2 separate regions of the Homo sapiens genome follow, and region 1 is linked to region 2. Evidence: chromatin loops called from intact Hi-C (ENCODE). Cell type or tissue: natural killer cell. All regions are shown on one strand. Links, peaks and the distances in the headings refer to the core of each region. The heading gives the core; the rest is flanking DNA.

The links. Peaks named below come from ENCODE experiments on the same cell type or tissue, not always from the same donor. Only the 100,000 strongest peaks of a DNase experiment are listed, where the experiment ranks them.
Region 1: a loop joins it to region 2, with 10 times the contacts of the local background. A loop is called at or near these places in 3 of 110 quality-filtered maps.

Annotation. Positions count from the first base shown.
Region 1 is chr7:96,836,308-96,839,226 of GRCh38, reverse strand. No RefSeq gene overlaps it. Among named protein-coding and RNA genes, the nearest start is that of SEM1, 130 kb to the right of the region's middle. In natural killer cell, for the core only: no CTCF peak of the experiment used is centred there; a DNase peak (open chromatin) is centred at 1,426; H3K4me3 peaks cover 490 bases.
Region 2 is chr7:96,711,895-96,714,813 of GRCh38, reverse strand. No RefSeq gene overlaps it. Among named protein-coding and RNA genes, the nearest start is that of SEM1, 3.5 kb to the right of the region's middle. In natural killer cell, for the core only: no CTCF peak of the experiment used is centred there; no DNase peak of the experiment used is centred there.

The DNA.
Region 1 (2,919 bases), core at 222-2,721, 120 kb before region 2:
AGAGAGTGCGTAAAAAAATTGATCTTGACAGATGTGTCAATCAGATTGCAAGTATCTAAACAAATGCAAAATGAAACCATAAGAAAGTCACAAAGGAAAAACAAAATCAAAAGGTTTTGAAAACCCTACAGGATGCTATAGAAAGGAAAAGATATTAATACAAACCATTACAAAGGATGAGTCTGTAAAGCTGACCAAGATTACAAAGAGAATCTCTCTGGAGTGATAATGGTGAAAAAGGGAAACAAAGATGCAAGGATATGGGCTCAGGGTGGATAGTCAGAAGACTTTGAGGAAGCTTACCACATGCAGGGAATTAAAGAGAGGTTGGTCGAGAGAAAAGAATAAAACGTTATTAGGGAATGTGTCTCTTTGTGGCAAGTGCTATCTTCTGAATCCAAACAAGTAGATGAGTGAAGGGAAGATTTGCAGTTGGATGAAGAGCCTTTGAAAGGTACATCGCTGAATCGCAGAAATCAGGCCCTGGCAAATGCCTGTTGGGTAACAGAGTTCACTGTCTGTCTCGCTGCACTGTTGTTCCCAGCAGGTGGCTGGCAAATGCTATGTCCAGTCGGGTTCCTGGCCAGCAGGGCAGTCTTGTACACAGCAGGCAAACTTTCAATTACTATATAAAAAAACTGGACGTTAATACTCATGTATTAACCATCTTTGACAGACAGAATAGAAGTTTAGGCCCTTTGGAATAGCAGCGGAGAGTCTCTGGGAAAAGAGCTCAGGAGGACAGTGTATACTCACTGTAACTGAAATTGAAAACAGATAAAACACTAAGAGCCAGGAACAGAGGAAAATATGTGAAGGAATGGGAAGAACTAAGGGCTTGACCGTTTCTTAGGTGCCTCAGTGAAACTAAAGGTAGGTAGATGCTCAGTACAGCAGAAACCACTCAATCAACATTGACACTATCTCAAATGAAAGACTTAGGCATATAAAATCTAATCTGGGATGCTGATGAGTTCTCTTATGGCTAGTCCATGTGCATTTAATATTGTTACAGAAAAAGTATCATAATATAGTTCTTCCTGAAAATAATAGTGGGACAGAATGCGATCCTGATGTATATTTGTAGAATTTCAGTTTTCTTCTGGTACAAGCAACCACTTCTATTTTGCACAAGGAGAAAACAGAAGGAACAGTGCTCAAAGAAAATTTAAGGCAACAAATAGAGAGGGCAGGCATTTCCAGCCTCTTATGTAACTAGGGACTGAATTTTCTGAGGAAGTTGAGAAGAAGCAAACATCTTTAAAAATACTATTAATAGAAAATCCCTGCTTCAAGGGCACTTTGAGCAACTGCAGCTTGAATGACTGAGAAAACCCACCAATAGTCATAAAAGCCCAGACAGAAGAAAGAGTTCAGCAAAACCCAGAGGAAAAGAGAACTCAGATTCAAGAGTAACCCCTTAACCACATCTAGCTAAGAGTTTCACCACTTCCTTGGTGGCGAGGAACACTGAAATGATCAGAATCTCTTTCAGAGTAAAGGGAAAGTAATTATTCATAACCATACAGTGTAGTACATGTGTAGTTCTCATGCTTTAAAAGGACACTTTTGTTGTCTTCACAACGAAGTCACCTATTGCTGCAAATAAATATCTGAACTGGACAGACTGATTATAGCTGTTGAAATTCTAATATGTAAAGGTGGAAGAGCTTACATAGGGGTGGAGTTACAGGTTATGCAGTGACAAACAAACCATGAGTAAACTCACTATCTTGCCAGTGGGAGGATTTTCAAGCAAAGGAGAGCATGGGTTTCTTGGGGCTTTATTTTCACTTTTATCTGTGTTAAAAATCATGTGAGAATAATTTAGAGACACAAAATTTCTCCAATCAGAATAGAGCTTGTAGCACAATTCTGTTGGTTATACCTTTATGTATTTATCTTGTGAGGTCTAATTGACCATTATTCGCCACACCTTTCCTGGAGACAATGATCACAGCCTATTGTCTGTTTTTGTTGTTGTTGTTATTTATTTGTTATTTTGAGATGGACTCTGGCTCTGTTGCCTAGGCTGGAGTGCAGCGGCACGATCTTGGCTCACTGCAACCTCCACCAGGTTCAAGCGATTCTCCTGCAACCTCCATCTCCCTGGTTCAAGGGATTCTCCTGCCTCAGCCTCCCTAGCAGCTGGGATTACAGGGATGCACCACCATGCCAAGATAATTTTTGTATTTTTAGTAGAGACAGGGTTTTGCCATGTTGGCCAGGCTGGTCTCAAACTCCTGACCTGAGGTAATCCGCTTGCCTCGGCCTCCCAAAGTGGTGTGATTACAGGAGTGAGCCACCGCACCTGGCCCACAGCCGGTTATCTTGACTTACACAGTCACAGACTTTATTCTCAGCTATAGACCATACTTGCTATATAGTGGGTTAAAAAAGAATCTAAATATGTGATTTAGTTTATGTATTTGTTAACTAGGTATAAGAAACTGGATATTTCCTAAACTTGGAAAGCTGCAGTGAAGACTAATGGGTATATGTAAAGCACTTTTAAATATAAAATCAGCAACCATAATGGTAACAGAAACGGCAATGTGCCAAAACAAAACTGAAACCAAAAAGAATATTGTAACATTTTATTTCTCAAAACCACAATGGAGAGAAAAATTTCTCTTTTGTTTGCTTAAGGGAAGGGGTGTATTTCACTCTTAAAATCATGAATGTTTTCCCTGAGAGATTGTCCCATGGCTCGTTGATATAAGAGTCACTGAAATGTAATGGCAGTATCATGATTCGATGTGCTTCACTTTTGTACAGTGTTTATCAACTGCAGGTTTCTAGATATACACATTCATAATATCTTGAATATTATAATATTAGGTAACACAGAATCGAATGGCTTTTCTGACTGGTGAATCCATCCTCAACTGGGAACTAAACATTGAAGATCAGATTAGT
Region 2 (2,919 bases), core at 267-2,766:
GGCTGAGGTGGGAGACTTACCAGAGACCTGGTGGTTGAGGCTCCAGTGAGCCATGATCGTGCCACTGCACTCCAGCCTGTGCAAAAGAGTGAGACAATGTCTCAAAAAAAAAAAAAAAATTTAGAGACAAACAGAATCATCTACTACAAAATATACTGCTAACTTGTTTTCCTACCTATAAAGTTAAAACTATTCAATCAATTACAGATATGATATAATATGTAAGTGAAGGCATAGTTTTGACTACAAATGCTTTTCATAAGATTGTTGAGAGTTTCTGAGTCATTGAGCGTTAATCCTAGAGTTCGATTTTCTTTTTCATTCTACCTCCTTGCCTTCTGCACTTCCGTCTACATTCATGTGTCAGAGAAAAAATGATTCTGGGGGTTCTGGTGTTAACTGTCTGCCTCTGCACATCAGGATGGTTTGTTTCCTATCATTTAAGAAAGTCCTTAGAATACAATAGCTTCACCACTTCTTAGCACTATGACCTTGGCCACATTACCAATCTCTCTGAGTCTCAGTTCCTCAAGTATAAAATGGATTTAAATTGTACTCAGTAGGTGTACTAGTCTGTTCTCATGCTGCTAATAAAGACATACCTGATACTGAATAATTTATAAAGGAAAGAGATTTAATTGACTCACAGTTCCACATAGCTGGGGAGGCCTCACAATAATGGCTGAAGGCAAATAAGGAGGAAAGTCATGTCTTATCTATTGCAGCAGACAAGAGAGCAGGTGCAGGGGAACTCCCCTTCATAAAACTATCAGATCTTGTGAGACACAGTCACTATCACAAGAACAGCATAGGAAAGACCCACATCCATGATTTAATTACCTCCCACTGGGTCCCTCCCACAATATGTGGGAATTATAGGAGCTACAATTCAAGATGTGGTAGGGACACAGTCAAACCGTATCATTCTGCCCCTGGCCCTTCCCAAATCTCATGTCCTCCCATTTTAAAACAAATCATGCCTCCCAACAGTCCCCCAAAGTCTTAACTCATTTCAGCATTAACTCAAAAGTCGACAGTCCAAAGTCTCATCTGAGAAAAGGCAAGTCCCTTCTGCCTATGAGCCTGTAAAATCAAAAGCAAGTTAATTACTTCCTAGCTACAATGGAGGTACAGGCATTGGGTAAATATACTCATTCTAAATGGGAGAAATTGGCCAAAATGAAGCAGCTACAGGCCCCATGCAAGTCCAAAATCCTGCGAGGCAGTCAAATCTTAATGCTCCAAAATGATCTCCTTTGACTCCTTGTCTCACATCCAGTTCACACTGATGCAAGAGGTGAGTTCCAGTGGTCTTGGGCAGCTCTGCCTCTGTAGCTTTGCAGGGTACAGCCTCTCTCCTGGCTGCTTTCAAAAGGTGGTGTTGAGTGTCTGTAGCTTTTCCACGCATACGATGCAAGCTGTTGGTCAATCTACCATTCTGAGGTCTGGAGGAAGGTGGCTGTCTTCTCAGCTCCACAAGGCAGTGCCCCAGTGGGAACTCTGTGTGGGGGTTCTAACCCCACATTTCCCTTCTGCACTACCCAGCAGATGTTCTCCATGAGGGCTACACTTCTGTAGTGAACTTCTGCCTGGATATCCAGGCATTTTCATACTTCCTCTGAAATCTAGGTGGAGGTTCCCAAACCTCAATTCTTGACTTCTGTGCATCTGCAGGCCCAATACCGTGTGGAAGCTGCCAAGGCTTGGGGCTTGCACCCTCTGAAGCCATGGCCTGAACTGTACCTTGGTTACACAGGGCACCAAGTCCTGAGGCTGCATACAGCAGGGGGGCTCTGGGCCCAGACCATGAAACCACTTTTCCCTCCTAGGCCTCTGGGTCTGTGATGGGTGTGGCTGCCATGAAGGTCTCTGTCATGTCCTGGAGAGATTTTCCCATGTCTTGGCAATTAACACTTTGCTCCTTTTTACTTATGCAAATTTCTGCAGCCAGCTTGAATATCTCCCCAGAAAATGGGTTTTTCTTTTCTACTGCATCATCAGGCTGCAAATGTTCCATACTTTTATGCTTTGTCACCTCTTGAATGCTTTGCTGCTTAGAAATTTCTTCTGCCAGATAAGCCTAAATCACCTCTCTCAAGTTTAAAGTGCCACAGTTCTCTAAGGCAGGCATAAAATATGACCAGTCTCTCTGCATAGCAAGAGTGAACTTTACTCCAGTTTCCAACAAGTTCCGCATCTCCATCAGAGACCACCTCAGCCTGGACTTTATTTTATAGTCCATTTCACTATCAGCATTTTGGTCAAAGCCACTCAACAAGTCTCTAGGAAGTTCTGAACTTTCACATCTTCCTGTCTTCTGAGCCCTCCAAATCTCTAAGAAGTTCCAAACTTTCCCATATTTTTCTATCTTCTTCTGAGCCCTCCAAACTGTTCCAACCTCTGCCTGTTACCCAGTTCTAAAGTCGCTTCCATATTTTCAGGTATCTTTATGGCAGGGCCCTACTACCCTGTACCAACTGACTGTATTAGTTTGTTCTCACGCTGCTAATAAAGACATACCTGGGACTAGGTAATTTATAAAGGAAGGAGGTTTAATTGACTCACAGTTCCACATGGCCAGGGAGGCCTCACAATCATGGCTGAAGGTGAATGAGGAGCAAAGTCATGTCATACTTGGTGGCAGACAAGAGAGCTTGTATAGGGAAACTCTCCTTTATAAAACCATCAGATCTTGTGAGACTTATTCACTATCAGGAGAACAGCATGGGAAAGACCCGCCCCATTATTCAATTACCTCCCACTGAGTCCCTCCCACAACATGTGGGAATTATGGGAGCTACAGTTCAAGATGGGATTTGGGTGAGGACAGAAGCAAACCATATAAATAGGGCTGTTGAGAGGAGGATTAAATAAGAAAATACACAAAATGGGTTTAGCCCAGTGCCCGATACAAAGTAA